Linked DNA regions of Mus musculus: region 1 is linked to region 2. The links are chromatin loops, found by intact Hi-C in ENCODE. Cell type or tissue: left cerebral cortex. All regions are shown on one strand. Each heading gives the region's core, and the rest is flanking DNA. Links, peaks and the distances in the headings are about the cores only.

Region 1 (8,334 bases), core at 254-8,253, 110 kb after region 2:
GGTAATTTTTAAAAGGCCTCAAAGGTGCAGTTTGAGATAAAAGTATCTGTTTTTAAATGCCTGGGAAGAGAATGAGGACAAGATGGAACCGCAAAAAGGAGGAAGGTGCTGACTCATGCGGATGCTTTACGAATTTGAGAACATCCTCTGGTCCCCCACTCTCTGATCAGCGAATTTAAAAGTATAAAGAGTGAGAATCAGAAGGCCTGACCGTGGGCTCCGAGACATGCGCAGTTCCCGGGTTCCGTTACTCCCTAGTAATCTCGTTCATACGACAAGGCTCGCCTGGATCAGCCGTCCTCAAGCTTTCCTTGTCCCTGGCGCTTTTCTAGAATGCTTGACATCATCAGGAATGATGGCTCAGTTTCACAATCACAGCACCGGTAAACATATCTGAGTTCTAGGCCAGTCAGGGCTACAGAGTGAAACCTACCTCAATATTGGGGGCGGGGGGAGACATTTCATATCAAAGGGCCCACTTTTATAATTTTTATCAGGAGTGTAACATATGTACTGAAAAGTGAACACAACACAGGATCAGCTCAATGTACGTCCACAAACTGACCGCACTTACACACTGTGGCACCCGAGGGTCCCTCCGTGGCACATTTTCCCTACTCGAAGTGAAGTAGGGACGCACATCAAAAGAGACTGACAGGAAGTGCCAGTTTGTTTCTTGGCCTAATTTTAATAGAAAACATGAAAAGGCTTTCCGCGGTCTCCACGACCGCATACCATCGATCACCGCCTTTCAGCTCTAAGTCACGTGAGTAGGCTGACTTACTCTCCTGGTGATTCAAGAGCCACCGGAACATGTATTTGTGCTGAAAGGAGTTAGGTGCACAAATGCTCAAAGAATGACCCAAGTAAATGACCAGACATGAGAGGAAGCTCCAGGGTCCAGTTAACATAACACACAGCACTGAAAATAGGAAACCCGAAAAATGCACGTTGGGTGCTGGCAAAGATTTGTGGATATAGTCTATACGACAACTTCTAGCTTGATCATAAACCCTTGGAGCCCTAATGCTATGTATAATGTCAGTGTGCCAATAAAAATTCAATTTTGCAAGGCAGTGTTGGCGAACGCCTTTAATCCCAGCACTTGAGAGGCAGAGGCGGGTGGATTTCGGAGTTCGAGGCCAGCCTGGTCTACAGAGTGAGTTCCAGGACAGCCAGGGCTACACAGAGAAACCCTGTCTGGAAAAAACAAAACAGAAAAAAAAAAAAAAAACAAAAAAACAAAAAAACAAAAAACAACCCTCAATTTTATGTATTTTTATATTTTATACATATTATAAACTTATATACATATATACATTTTATATATTTTATATGTATAAAAATTTAAGACATCTGCCAGCTTAGGATTTGTTGGTGGTTTGGTTTGGGGGTTGTGTGAGTGTGGGTGTTGTTTTGACTCAGGGTCTCACTGTTTCCCAGGCCAGTTTTGAACTTCTGGCTTCTCTCCCAGCTCAGCCTCCACAATACGTGCCATTCTTGTCCTCTCCCAGAATTACACACACCCAGTGGCACTACCTTCAAAAGGCAAAGACAAGATGAGAATGTCAGCTCCCAACTGTGATCCTAACAACCAGGAGACAGAGGCAGAAGAACTGATATCACTTCAAGGCCAGCTTGGGCTATACAGCAAGTTCTGGGCCAGGCTTTATGGCAACACCAGAGAGAAATGCCAAGGCAGGCAGGCCAAGGCGTCTCATGCCGGCAATCCCAACTGGGGAAGCTGAGACACGACGACTGCTATGAGTCCAAGGACAGCCTGGGCTACACAGTGGGTTCTAGCCTAGCCTGGGCTACAGAACAAGACTCTATCTCAAAGAAGTGAGCAAAGGTGGCTCAGAGTTAAAAGAGCATCCTGCCCTTCCAAAGGTCAAGTGCAGTTCCCAGTACCCACATCAGCTCACAACCCTGTAAGTCCAGCTCCAGGAGATCTAATGGACACTTTGTCTCCAGGGGCACCTGGACACACATGGCATTCACTCACACAGATACATACACATACATAAAAATAAATCTTTGCATTTTAAGAAAAAAATGAAATAACCAACATAGCTAAACTAGGCAACGTTAGTGTGCATATTATTTTAAAGTGCATACAAAGTATATACACACTAAAAAAATATGTAAGACAACCATATATACAGTAGAAAAAACTCAAATTTTTTTTCTAAAAAGAACTATATCCACAGTCCTTCCTCTTACTACAGTAGAAAGAAACTAGAAGTCAATAGCAAAGAAATAACTAGACAGAACCACTCGGTTGCCTGGTAATGAAGTGCACTTCTATATGACCCTCTGGATTAAAAAAAAAAGATGTAATGGAAGTTATTAAATAGTTTATAAAAAATTAATTATGACACAATACTTGCAGCATCTATAACAGCCAGGCTCAAAGGGAGAATTACAGCTTCAAATGAAAATGTGTTCTCTCCTTCTATCACGTGGGTCCCAAGAGTCAAACCAGGCCATCAAGCTTGGCAGCAAGGGCCTTTATACTGAGCCGTGGTGCCGGCCCCTCTTTCATCATTTTAAGAGACATCCTAGTCAATGCTTAAGTAAGAGAAGGTTAAAAATGTGTAAGAATTGGAAACAAGGAAATAAAAGTGTCTTAATTAGAGAAAACTGTCAATGTAGGAAATTCTTTCAAATCTAAAAACTATTCAAATTATTAAGTGCATTTAGCAAGATCATCAAAATAAAACCAAGATCTAAAAATGCATCACATTTGTGTATCCTAACGAACAACTCAAAAACAGAAATTCCAAGTGCCAGCTTCAGTGGCAAAGAGAATCAATAACCCCATGGCATCACTTTCCAGCAGGTTTACATCCATGATGTCCCCGTGTCTCTGCTAGACATGATGGCATTCGCTCATAACCTCAGCACTCAGGAGACTGAGCTAAGAGAATCATGTCTAAGACCAGCCAGGGACAAACCAAGTTCAAGGCCAGTGTAAGCTGCACACATCATAAGACCTTATCTCAAAGGTGAAAGAAAAAGAAAAATAGGGTATGTTTTGCTCAGCTCAATTTCAATTACAAACAGTTATACAGTGTCTCCATCTTTTTTTAAAAGGCACCAAAATTACAGGATTGAATATATATTGTTCCAAAGTTTTTAACATTGATTCAAACCTCTCTGAAATAGGAAGGTCAAGAATGAGAAGTGTGGGTTGGCGAGATGGCTCTGTGGTTAAGAGCATTGACTGTTCTTCCAGAGGTCCTGAGTTCAAATCCCTGTGACATAGTGACTCACAACCATCTATAATGTGATCTGATGTCTCCCTCTTCTGGCATGCAGGTATACATGCAGCTAGAGCACTCCTATACATACAATAAATAAATAAGTCTTTAAAAGAATGAGAAGTGCAGATAGCAGTGTTTGCTTCGCATGCTTAGCAGATAGCATGGGCTTGCTTTCCAGCACTGCACAAAAAGAAACCAAAATATTCAGGGGGACTGGAAAATACTTAGGCTTGGTGAGTAAGAGTACTTGCTCTGCAAGCGTGAGGACCTGAGTTCAAATCCCCAGGACCCATGTAAAAAAGCTGGGCATAATTGTAAGTGCCTATAACCTCGGCACTGGTTGGGGGGGGGGTGCGGGGGCTGGAGACAATAAGATCTTGAGAGCTCACTAGCCAGCCAACTTAGCAAAAATGTTGAGCTTCTGGTTCAGTGAGAAACCCTAGCTCAGAGCAGGAAGGCTGCGAGCAATGGAGGAAACCACCGGACAACCTGTGCTGGCCTCCACATATCCACACATGCATAGGCATAATGCAAAAATTAAATAAGACATTAATAAGAAAGTATATGCATTGCAGTGTGTGAGCACTCAGACAGAACTATGTTATAATGTAGCTAACCAAGTACATACACCAAGCAGAAATTAAATATAACATTAATAATAAAATATATTTATTGTAATGTAGAAACACTCAGGCAGAACCATGTTACATTGTAGCGAGGTATTTGCATCTGTATGTAGACTGAATAAGAAGGATAAATTGTGTTGCAACTTCTTCCCATTACCTTGCAAAATACCAATATTGCATTAGATAAGTTTTTGAAGGGAACAAAATTATGTTATAAACTTTCTTAGATTTGATAGCACTTTTTAATCCTGGGAATTTTGGGGAGGGGGAAGTATTTTCAAGACAAGGTTTCTCTGAGTAGTTTTGGCTATTCTAGAACTCACTTTGTAGATCAGGCTGACTTAAAACTTAGAGCTCTGCCTGCCTCTGTCTCTTGAGTACTAGGATTAAAGGTGTGCATCATCACATCCAGTTAGTCCTGGACATTTAACTATGTATATAAGACCAACATACATTCTAGGCTGGAAAAACTATAAAGAGTCTCACCTCTTCAACAAAAACATTTCAAAGTTACAGGTCACACAAGCTAACTCAAACAGCTCTAGCTTCTTTCTGCCGGTGAACACTACCAAACCGAAAGCTGACTTGCAGGTTTCCAGTGCAGATTCAGTTTCCATTGATAACCACTGGCATGAGCAAGCCCTAGACCCCTGCCTGAGAAATCACATGATATTTACAGATCTTTCCTGCAAAAATACCATCTCACCAACCCAACCAGGCAAAAGCAGCCATGACAAAAAAAAAAAAAAACAAAAACAAAAAAATCACCTTGAAATATGTGTTTGCTCCGAAGATATCAAAGGAGTCATGCTGGTTAAGGGAAACAAAAACTAACATTTTTTTCACCTATTTTTTTTTTCACTGAAGAATAGAAGCCAGATTTAATATGTGAGGCCTAAAAGTCTCCGTCTGACCTTGTTCAACTCATCTCATTTTGCAGTGTCTTCTAGCAAAATCATGCAGGTCCCTATAACACAGACCACGCTCAAACCCCTGCTCTCACACATCCAAACATTAGCCACATCCCTCATCTGCTCACAGAATGTCATGTTTGTAAATAGTAAATAAAATCTCTCAAAATACAGAAGCACTGGAAGAGAAATATTTTCTCTGACTTTTTGTTAGTCTCCCCCCCCCCCCCATGCCCTCCCCGAGCTGAGGACTGAAGCCCGGGCCTTGTACTTGCTAGCCAAGTGCTCTACCACTGGACTAGATTCCCCAACCCCTTCTCTGCCTTTTATTTGCAATAATAATAATAATAATAATTTTTCAAATTCTCCTCTCTTGTTCTTTCATATCTCTATGACCTATTGGTAATTCACAAACTCTACTGTGTCTATGTTTCAAACAAACTAGAAAATTAGTCAAAAGTCGTTATTTTATTTTCTGGGGTTCATATTTCCCTGTTTTATACAAGATAAATTAATTCTAATATTAATATAGGCAATTTTAATCTTTATATTATAGTTATTATTTATTTATGTAAACATGTGGGGATGTATGGTGACTGAAGAGGTCGGGGGGAGCATCAGGTCCCCTAGAGCTGGAGTTATAGACAGTTTGGCCTGTCTGACGTGGGTGCTGAGAACTGACCGCACATCCTCTACGAGAACAACAGATGCATTTAACTGCTAAGTCATCTCTCCAGCCCCCATGCAATTTTATTTTAAAGCGAATTTTATGGCGTGAGTTGTCTGCCTACCTGAGAAGTGGTTTCTGGGGTGAACAGTCTGGGTTTGAATACAATTCCACTACTCTTACACTGCACAGGAAGTATTCCCCTGTACTACTGGAACAATACATAATCAACCTGACAGACAACTTGTCACACCGTCGTTGATCATAAAATAGGCTCTAGGACGTTTATTACTAAAACTTGTAGCCATGCTCGCCAATATTTAGTTAACTCATTCAAGTATCTTAATTGTCTAACACACAGGCCTTTTTCTTATTTGCAAAGCATTTTGAGATAAAGTTATAAAAGAGGCATAAGAGATAAAAATTGCCTCTCATAGTTAATAACCTCACTGGGCTGTCCGAGATGTACTGAGAACAGGTTACAGAAAGGAAGGCAGTTATTAAACCACAATCCACCATTTCCTGAACACCAGTCGTGAGACAGTAGCTCATTCAAGTTCAAGTTCTCTTTGCCAACATACTAAGCGCCAACCACCTCCATCACCTCTTGCAATTTCACCTGGTTCCTCTGTTAGCCGTTACAAGAAATGACTTCCAAAAAAAATCCCTCCATTTTGGTAATTTTTTTTAGCAGTCCTTTTCAGCTTTTTTTTTTTTTTTTTTTGTACATTTATTTCATATTCAGGTCAACAACTGGTGCTTTGCTTCCCAAAAATAGCTCTCCTGGTCTGGTGGACGTGTTCATACTCTCTCTGAATGCATTCTCGTGTCTGTGTGCACATACATGCACCTCATACATGATATCACACACACTCTTATCCACTCCTCAACATAGACACATCTCCCAGCACAGCAAGAAATTGGCCTGAAAGCCTCTCAGGGGACCCTAGATATACATTAACTCGTGACCTGTTTGGATTCTCAGACATCTTTGTAAATCAGAGGGCAATTGCTGACTTCATCTTTCTTTCAATAGCACATATATGGTTGGATGCACATGTATGCTTGCATTTCACAGACTCTTTCAAAATGAAACCTGTTATGGCTTGTTTCATCATTCTTCGGTGTGTTTTGGTTAGGACTCAAAGAACATAGTCTTGATAACAGAATACAGCCCACATGTCTGCACATACCAACAGCTTCAAAAACAAGTTACTCACATACGTTCAATAGTTTCTAAGATGAACTTTTTTCTACTGTGCCTGTCTGAAATGTTGCTCCCGATATACCCAAATCCCTCACGATCTGAAAAAGCATTAATGTCATCTAATATCACGCCATTCAGGAGATAAACTGAGACCCAAGAAAATCAACAGTCTTGTCCCGGTTTCTAAGGAGAGATGGCTGAACAAGTCAGAACCTGCCTGTTTGGATTGACAGCCCGCGGCTCTTTCCAACACAGAGCAATACAAAAATTCCAAATACCAGCTCCCATTAAAAAGGTCAGTAGACCTGAAGCTTAAATGAGCCGGGCCTGAGCCTGTGATTCAGACAGCTTTAATTGTTTCTAAGCCATGTCCATGGCCTAGCATGACTTGACAAATAGGCATTTTTCCCCTCTTTCTGCATTAACCCTTTCTCTAGCCCCTGCAAACAGCAAGGAAGTGCCCTCTTCGGAAACTGATTTTGAATAGTTTGGCCACATAGGAGTTATTTGTCCATGAGTGGCGGCTGGCTAGGAGACAGAAGAGAACTGTCCTCTATGCTTTCAGCCCGGCCTCACACAGCTGTTTCTTCCTCCCTGGAACTGCTTAATTAAAATTTAAGCACCAAAACCACATGGCTCAATGCGTGAATGTGAAGGGTCCAAAGCCTCTGAGCTGATGGTGCCAACAACCCCAGGCCCCACCCAGTCACTTTTAAGGCGCGATCAGAGAAACCCCGGATCCATTAAGACACTGCGTTGCTTCTGGTAGACTGGAAAGCCAGCCTCGCCCCTGGCATCCATCACACTGTAAAAGACTCATGATCACTCTTTGCTCGGGTGTTTATGGGTGCATATACCGCTGTCCATCACCAGGTAGAAATCTTTTAACAACCAGAGGTCAGACTCCTGTGGGGAAGGCCACACCTGCTACGGGGCATGCAGGCAGGCAGGGGCTGGGACGAGCGGTCACCTGGCACCACCGGCCTGCACCTGCGCACCTGCCCTGCCAAGGGGAAACCACAAGGCCCCAGGAAGCTTCGGCGGCGCGAGCAAACTGAGCAGCTGCGGAGAAGCACGGCCTGAGCTCCAGGCTGCGGAGATGTCGGCCCCTCGGCAGGCACCAGGATCTAGAGAATCAAGGATGCAGAAAGAAGTGCGACCCTGAACCACGTGTGTGCTGGGGCGAGCTGGGGGCTGTTGCCCCTCCCCCCGCTGCGGCAGAAATTTCCCAGGGCCCCGGCGGTGAACCCCGAAATCCTCCAGAGTCCTTGGTTGGGGGGCTTTCACGTCAATCTGTTTCTGTCCTTGCCCTCCCCTCCAACAGAATTCATGCTGGTGGGTTTTTTTTTTTTTTTCTTTTTTTAAAGGCAGTGAGGGGTGGGGGGCGGGGAGCAGGGGGAGTTTGCAACAGAACATCCCTGTGCAAGGTAAACAGTTCTGAAGGTCAGCGACTACGACTCCCTGCTGAGCCCTCCCAAAGAAGATGAACGAACGTTCATCTGGATATTCTCAGTCAATGCCTCTCTAGAAAACCCGAACTGTTTTAAGAACCACGATCTCCAGCTATTCCAATAATTGGCTGAAACCGTACATTTTAATAATTAACAATTATAAACACTCCCAAAATAAAAGTATCAAAATTCTGGAAGCGATTATA
Region 2 (8,334 bases), core at 218-8,217:
ATAGTTATGAAGTAACACTGCAAATAATTGTATGGTTGGGATCACCACAACATGAGGAACTGTATCAAAGGGCCGCAGCATTAGAAAAGTTGAGAACCACTGAGCTAGAGAACTAAGTAAGGGAACTAAGAAGGTGGGAATCCCTGGTTGTCAGCAATAGTGAATCTTCTTGGGGCTATACTGTGTTATAGAGGTGACCTTGGGTGGTCCTCAACTTCTCCCTGACAAACGGAAGTGCCATTACCTTCACTCATTCCTGGAGAAACTGAGGTTCAGAAATTATCTTTTGTTCAACTCCAGGAAATACTTTAGGCTAGACTCATAGTCAAATTTTCCAGCTCAAAACTCCAGATAACCCCCACAGGCCCTAGTCACGAAGTGTGACACCAATCACCAAGCTGCATGGAGACAACTGCCCTGATTTCTCACTGTGGAGCAAGGAACAAAAAAAATCTCCTTGAACTACCTAAAGTGAGATGTCACTTCCAAATCTGTAGGTACCAAGCTGATGACTGCTTGCATCCTGGAGTGGGGCTGACCCATTCTAGAAATAGAGCCTGAGAGCCAAACCAGCGAACAGACACTTCCCACTGTCACGACGTGTTGAGGCATGTGGCTCACAAGTTTACAGCTATGGTGTCAGTGGCAAGCACAATGCTCTCCCAACACTTGGCGGAGTTGCAGTAGCAATACCTATACTGTTTCCAGCCATGCAGTCCAGGATGCACATCCTTGACCCCATTTATGACCTCATCCTCTCTAACACAGAACACTAGGGCTTGCAGGGTAGCTGTAAGAGGACAACTGGTAAACCCACTTGTTTCTAGGTTGAAGCTAATCAATGGAGAAAACACTAAAGACTTCTTAGATTACTAGAGCACTTTTAATAGCACCTTGTTTAAGAAATTCCCTAATAGCCAAAAGTGAAGTGCAAATAGTATGGATGAAAACTCAAGAGTTAGTCTTTACCATTATGCCCATAAGTATAATCCCTAACTAAGAAAATTAAGATGATTTTTGTTGTTGTGTTGGTAGTGAGACAGGGCCTCACTACGTAACCCTGCCTGGCCTAGGACTCCCTATATAGACCAGGCTGGCCTGAAAAATCACAGAACCCCACCTGCCTCTGCCTCCCAATTGCTGGGATTAAAGGCATGTGCTACCACACCTGGCCAAATTAAGTTCTTAACAAGGCTCCCCAACTAGTTAAGTGTTAGTCCTGTGTGATTCAAATGCAGGTCATTAATTCTAGACTTGGCATCCTTTCTGATTCTTTTTGGAGGGACAGGACACTGGAGCCATACATCTAGGACTGCCACTAACAACTGGGGATGCTCATCATCGTATCTATGATGTCACAGACAGAATTAACTAATGTCGAAGGTGCCTTCTAGCTCTGCCATGAATGCACCAAGCAGCATAGGACATGGCAAGTTAAATTATCAAACATCCTTAGGATGGTTTGTCTTAAAATTCAGCCATGGAACACTGTGCTGTCTTCAATCTTGGGATTTTGTTTTCCTGAAAGACCTTCTTACTCATCCTGATGAATCAGAACTGGATGGAAGAAAGCAAAGCACAGAAGAAAGAGCCACAATGTGGGATGCAGGCTCCCGGGTATACATCTAGCCACCACCAGCCCAAACCCTGTGATTCTGATTCCCCTTCTCACAAAAGAGGCAGCCAGCAGAACTTCAAAAGCCAAGACCAGCCCCTGAGCCTCCAGCGAAGGTGAAGGATTAGCATGGGAAAAGGTTCCTACAGCATCCTCCCAGCCTAGGTGGTTGAGATTCATCTCTTTACGATTTCTAATGCAGCAGCATCTTGGTTAACAGTGCCGGTCACAGAGCTGCTTTGTGCTGGTTATTCAGAAGCTGCAGTGAATCTCTGGTACCCAGCCAGATCACCTTGCAAGCGTTAATGCTGTGGCTGGCCAGGAAAAAGAAGAGTCACGTTTGTAGTGGTGTGTCAAGTGAACCTAGCTAAGTATATATGGCTCAGACGCCCTACAAAGACCAGCCACACTTCTTTCCACAGACGTGCTGCTGGTCTGAGCCTCTCAAGTATATCCTGGTGTATTCAAACACTTCACTGTATAGCCAGGGTATATCTAGAAAACTAGAATTCAAAGAAAGTATTTCAGGAGGTCTGGGGGAAAGCTCTGAGTCCACATGTCAAGTTTGGACCCTGGCCCCATCTACGCCCAGCTGTTTGAACAAATGCTGCTAATTAAACTCTACGCTTTCATTTCCTCAACTCGGAAGTGGAAATAACAGTAGCATCTGTCTACTGGATTTTAAAAGAAGCGATGCATATTTAATCATGTATTCCATATCTGGCAAGTGGTGGGTACCACATAAATATCAGCTGCTGTAGTAAATAATAGCTCATCCATCTCCATCTTCAAACAGAAGTAACTAAAGTTGACTCAAGGCTTAAGTCCCAAGAAGAGGAAATGAAGAGTAAGAAGTTAAGCCAGAGGATCAGGATGCCTGCTTCAAGAGAGTGACTTCTGGAGGTAACAGGAAAGCTGCACCCATGACATCTCAGTGATAGAACTGGCTAAACAAGACCTGCTCAGTGACAGCACCAGGGGGCATGCCAACACAGACAAAGTTCCCAAAGCCCCACCCCTAGATGAAGAGCAGTGGATCAACAGAGTAACTGACTTTTCCTCCGTGGACAAGTCCCAGATAGGTTATGCAATCCTAAGTAGTCAGCCCTAAATGCAGATGAGCAACACTACAGGGACTCAGGAGCTTGAGACAGATGTAACAATAATGACAAAGAAGAGACAGATGTAACAATAATGACAAAGAAGAGACAGATGTAACAATAATGACAAAGAAGAGATTATGAACTTCAGAACTGAGTGAGGGGGACATGGGGGGAGTTGGAGGAGGGAGGAGACAAGGGGGAAATGATGTAAATATAGTATTCATGTATAAAATATTCAAAAGAGTAAATAAGAGAGAGTATGGATCTTAAATATAACCCCATATCTTTCTACCAAAATGGATAATGTTTGTATGTGTTGTATGTTTTTCCAAGAAACTGTCTAGAAAAACTAGAAAAGTTCAGCTTATTAAAGCATTTGAGTTTTACTTGTTTGGCCCCAAAGTTATTCCTAAAATCAAAGATAGCAGAAAAATAGAAAGATTACCTTCTCCCACTCTTAGGGTTGGCGATGCAGAGGCGGAGGTGGCGGTTCGGCGCGGTGTGGACTGTGCAGACACAGGTCCACTAGGATGAAACACATCTTCTACCCCAGCCTGTCCTGCCTGAGCAGGACCTGTGGCACCTACACCCCCAAACAGGTCACTCAGCAACTCAGAATTGCTGGGAGGAGCTGCCAAGGAAGAGAAGTTCGTGCTCACATCAGACCCTTCCAGGCCCAGGAGGTCCACTTCCTCTGGGGGAGGAGGCGCAGCTGGCTCCTGCTGCTTTTTGCCTGGCTTCTTGGCTCCATGAGGCTTATCACCCTCTGCATTGCCATGGGGGCTGGAGAGAGTCAGTAGCTCATCATCTGACTGCTCACTTTCCTGATTCACCAGGGCAGCGTGGTCCTCCTCACAGCGTGACTTCTCTGATTTCTGATCTAAAAAAGACCAATGTGCAAATAAACGATTATATGACTGACTGCTGGGTCAGGTGAGTTTTGTTATGTTTACATTGTTGCAGAAAGAGAAAATAGGCTACTGGAGATATTAAGTAATATATTTTACATACCTTTGCAAAAATGTAAAAACCACAGGCAGATAAGTGACTACATTTGGATTAAATCCCAGCACTCGGAGTCAGAGGCAGGAGGATTTCTGAGTTCGAGGCCAGCCTGGTCTACAAAGTGAGTTCCAAGACAGCCAGGGTTATACAGAGAAACCCTGTCTCAGAAGAAAAACAAAACAAAACAAAACAACAACAACAACAAAACCCTAAGTTTATCTACAGAGATTCTTTCTTTTTAAAAACATTTTGTCTTATGTGTTTGCATGAGTGCCTGTATTGGGTATGCCTGGACACCATGTGTGTGTGCTTGGTGCCTCTAGAGGCCAGAAAAGGACATTAGATTCCCTGCAATTGGCGTTACAGACAGTCCTCTGTAAGAGCATCACATGCTCTTGACCACTAAGCCAACTCTCCAGGCCCATACAGAAATTATGTCTACATATTAACACGGCAGTGGAAAGGGATAGGTAATGACTTATTAGAAACCATTACTGTGAGAAAGGAGCAAGGTAAGGACCAAGAAAGAGACCAACAATCTATCTACAAGCCATATCTGCCTGGGCTTCCGAGTCTGTTCCATTTTTCAAAAGAAGATTTTGTAAACAAACCTTTGGAGCCAAAGGAATCATATGAATACTTTTTAACCTAACATTGAAAACATCTGGGAGTGTTGTCTTACAAACACACATCAGGGGGATCAAGAAAATGTTACTGAGGACATCTCTGAGGCTGAATCCCCAACCCTTTCTCTTATAAAGTTTGAATATTCCATTCTATACCACACTTCATAGCTATCGCCTACAGACTGCAAAGCAATCGTGGCCAGGGTACATTAACTAGGGTGCCAGTGGCTGTCCCCTCAAGATCATAATGTAAAGCACTAAGTTAAGAAGGAATCGGGAAATGCCTCCAGTTGTGGGAGAAAATAGCACAGCGGTAGAGCCCTGTGTGGGCTAATGGTTGCTAAAGCAACTAGCAGAGATACAGGCCACGGTGACTTCCTTCACCATGCTTGGAGCTACAGTCCTTGAGACAATGCCCAGCTCGGTCTTTAGAATATCTGCTTACAGGCAGCAATGCTTTGTTTTGCCTTTCTGAGTTGTCACCAGCCTAAAGAGGGATCTTAGCATGCATCACACTTCATCAGTCTTGAAAGATATGGCTTAGAAATACTGCAAATGAGGAAGGTAGGACATAGCCGACATTGGCTTTCTGGTCAGTCTGAGCACTCGTGGCCTGGAAAGACGTCAAGATGCCAATTTGAAAAACATGAAGGGAAGAGTTTGAAATAAGGGAGAAAGGAACCTTCCATTGACACTGCTTCAAGAAGAGTTTTAATAATACCAGACAACTTAACCACTTTATCATCGAATCATCCTAAGGTCAAGGCGCTGCCATACCTTGCCAACAGAGAGAGGCAAAGAAGCCTCCTTGCCCAAGATTCCTGGGATGGTCTGGTGGGAGATCGGCTGGAGCCTGACCTGCAAGACAAAAGGTCCCAAGGTCAACCGAACACAGGAAACAAAACCACACAGTGTGTAACTGGAGGCTTCATTCTGAAAACTCAAGCCATCCAAGAGCCATACCCCCTAAGGCCAGAGTGTCCTGATGCTCCTGCTGAGAGGAGAAGAGGATGCTGGGGTTCACATCTTTTGTGCAGTAGTGTTCCCATGGTGGAGTTAAGTCGATCACTTTGTCTTGGGGCTGGACTTCTATATCCAGTGTCACTTGGAACAGCTGAGGATATTTTTCTGGTACATCACATGCATCCAGCTCAGGCCTAATGGAAAGAAAAACAGCAGCACAAACAGTGCAGTCAGCAGGATGCTCAACACAGGACCCGGCTCACGCTGTCGAGTTCTGCTTGAAACTCACTTCTAGGTTGACTCGGGTACTAACTAGGTGCTACTTTGCTATGCCTCAGTTTTCTCATGTAGAGAAAACAGAAGAATAACACTTCTTCACATTGTTGGACTACTATGGAACATATTAATAGAAGCGCTGTGAGAAGCAGAGTTGATATGTCTGGCCAGTATTAACTGGCATGGCTAAATGGGTCATCAAAACAGTGAAACAGGTCCAAAGCCACCTTCTGAACCTGAACCTCTGAACCCCTTCATAGTTTCCTGTTTCTTAGCTCCAGCAACCATCCCCACCACCCCAGATTCAGCCACACCCTGAGATCTATAGCCACATTACGTTATAGCATCAGCAGGTCCATATTCAGTGCAGCTGGGTTCCCCAGAACCTCTTTTGGTACTATAGCCAGCCAGCCCTTGTGAGGAGTCACTGCTTATGCCATCCCAGAAATTAAACTCTACCATTCCTGTTGGGGATAGCTAGCCACAAACACACAGGATCAAGGTCATAGTCCTTTGTTCCCTAACATGGAACGTTAGACCTTTCTAGTTAACTCAATCCATTTGCTCTTCTTTAGATCAACCATACTCAATGGAAAGACTTCAAACCTGCATAGCCTCTCTAAGTGATGGAGCCACAGTCAATAGCCTGCAGCTCAGGACTCTGGAGACAACAGCATGCTATTACAGACTTTTGGAGCTTTCCTGCCATGCTGGTAAAGGCCTCAGGTGCACACAGCACTTACTTGGTGAACTTTAAAACTGTCGTGTCCAGTGGTATAAACCCAGAATGAAACTGGAGCTGGAATATCTGTGTGTTGGTCACCTAAAAATATGTGCAAGAAGCAGGATTAGTAGGAGAAACGGGAGTCTACATCGAATATTGTGTCTGTGCCTTCTATTACCCCTTTATCTGATTCTTTGTATATTATATAAATATTAAATGGCCTCCCAGGTTCATTTCTAGCTTCTCTCCATGAAAGCAAGACATTTCCTTACTCATCAGTGTCCTGTGCTTTTCTGTAGTCTTTCTTCCCAGAGACTCCTGCTCCAGCCCAACAAACTCATCATCCTTCAAGGCCCACCTCCATAGTCTGCTTGGTGACCACTAGCTAAAAACACTGTTGCAATGACAGAGTCCTGTCTGTCCTCTGATACAGCATAGTGGATATTCATATGTTTGACTTGTCCCCTCTAGGGTCAGTTCTGTAAAGCTAAGGCTACAATCTTACTTTTTTGTTGGTCCAAAACACCTAGACAATAGATATGATATATGCTCTTAGCAAATATTTGATTAAGATATAATTGCTTGCAACATCTTTCCCAATAGCCAAAGAGGAGAAATAATCTAAGCATGGAGAGTTAATAAATGCGGTATATACATTCAGTTTAGTGTTGCTTAGCTATATATAGGAATGGAATATGGCTACCTGCTAAAACATAAATAAACCCCCAATCTATTACACTGAGTAAAAAAAGCCAACCATAGGAGACCACATATTATATGATTCCATCTATATGATATGTCTGCATATAAGCAAGTCTATAGAAACAGGAAAAAGACTCATGGTAGTCAGGAGATGAGGAAGGGAGTGGAGATGGTTAGTGACTGTTGATGGGTACAAGGTCTCTTTTAGTGGTGAAGGAAACATTTTCAAAATAAGATAATTCTAATAGTAACAACACCTTTGGGGAAGGCATTCTGGAAATTGAACTCAGGGCATGAGGGTTTGTGGCAAGAGCTTTTACCTGCTGAACCATCTCTTGGGGAAAAAATTCTTAACTATACTCATACTTAGTTGAAAGTGCTCATATTATAGTGGTTCCCCTAACCACAGCACTGAAAAAAAAAAAGACTCATATTCTCAAGAACATGGCTTGCTGAAAGTCATGATGCAAGAGAGTCCCCCCCGGGACTATGTATAAGTTACAACCTGCCTCAATCTCCATTCCCTTCCACAGTGACAAAGAAGATGGACATCAACAAGCCATCAGGCTCTTTCTCACTCCAAACTCACCTGTCAATCAAGCCCAAAGTGATACAGAGAAAAGACCCAGTAATACTCCTGTTACAAACTCAGGTGAGCTCACAGTCCAAGTCCTCCTGAAAGCTTACCTTCGCCTGCAGCCGGCTCCCGATGGTTGACCGCAAGTGGTACATGGAAACGATGACATCACCTTGGACTGTGATGTTCAGAGGGATGAAGATTTTCCCATCTTGGACACGGTATTCTCTTTAAATGGAGATCAGAAGAGATCATGAGAGTCTGGTACAATCACAGACACAGGAACCTCTGCTATGGCTCTAAGGGACCTGCTCACCCAGACTTAGACATAGAAGCTCCTTCCTATCTTGTGCAAATGTAGGAATGATGCCGGTATGGACTGGCTGCAGGCTGTTTCTTGGCTGGTAGAGCACTGACACAACAATGTAGGCCTTCTCTCTCCATCCAATCTGGACGTCTAGGCACATCTTGTTTTCCTCAAACAACCATGCCCCATATAGTCACCTTTTCCTGACTTTAACAGTAAATGCCAACCAAGGTCAGGACAGAAACAAAAATGTCATACTCTCTGGGAGTCTAGACCACTGACTCCTAAATTAATCTATTGCCAACTAAATCTGTGTGGTGTAACCAGCCATCCCCTTATGTCCTAAAATCCAAGGCCCTCTCATTGGTGCCTGTTCATCCTTGTAGATCATATAAGAACTTTTAAGTTCATCATCTTTATAGCAGTTTGTATGAGA

Evidence for each region. A loop is a pair of places that touch in the nucleus more often than their neighbours do. Peaks named below come from ENCODE experiments on the same cell type or tissue, not always from the same donor. Only the 100,000 strongest peaks of a DNase experiment are listed, where the experiment ranks them.
Region 1: a loop joins it to region 2, with 2.1 times the contacts of the local background. A loop is called at or near these places in 4 of 42 quality-filtered maps.

What each region holds. Positions count from the first base shown.
Region 1 is chr4:101,508,445-101,516,778 of GRCm38, reverse strand. It overlaps a transcript of Dnajc6 not described here. Among named protein-coding and RNA genes, the nearest start is that of Dnajc6, 38 kb to the left of the region's middle. In left cerebral cortex, for the core only: a CTCF peak has its summit at 3,324 (motif pointing left); DNase peaks (open chromatin) are centred at 5,556, 6,431, 7,266, 7,625 and 3 more places; H3K4me3 peaks cover 3,054 bases; H3K27ac peaks cover 2,519 bases.
Region 2 is chr4:101,613,658-101,621,991 of GRCm38, reverse strand. Dnajc6 (DnaJ heat shock protein family (Hsp40) member C6) reads right to left here. Exons shown (of 19, transcript NM_001164583.1): 8 at 7,702-7,819; 9 at 6,332-6,411; 10 at 5,313-5,506; 11 at 5,127-5,207; 12 at 3,164-3,598. Among named protein-coding and RNA genes, the nearest start is that of Leprot, 30 kb to the left of the region's middle. In left cerebral cortex, for the core only: a CTCF peak has its summit at 4,048; DNase peaks (open chromatin) are centred at 541, 1,620, 1,834 and 4,702; H3K27ac peaks cover 1,580 bases.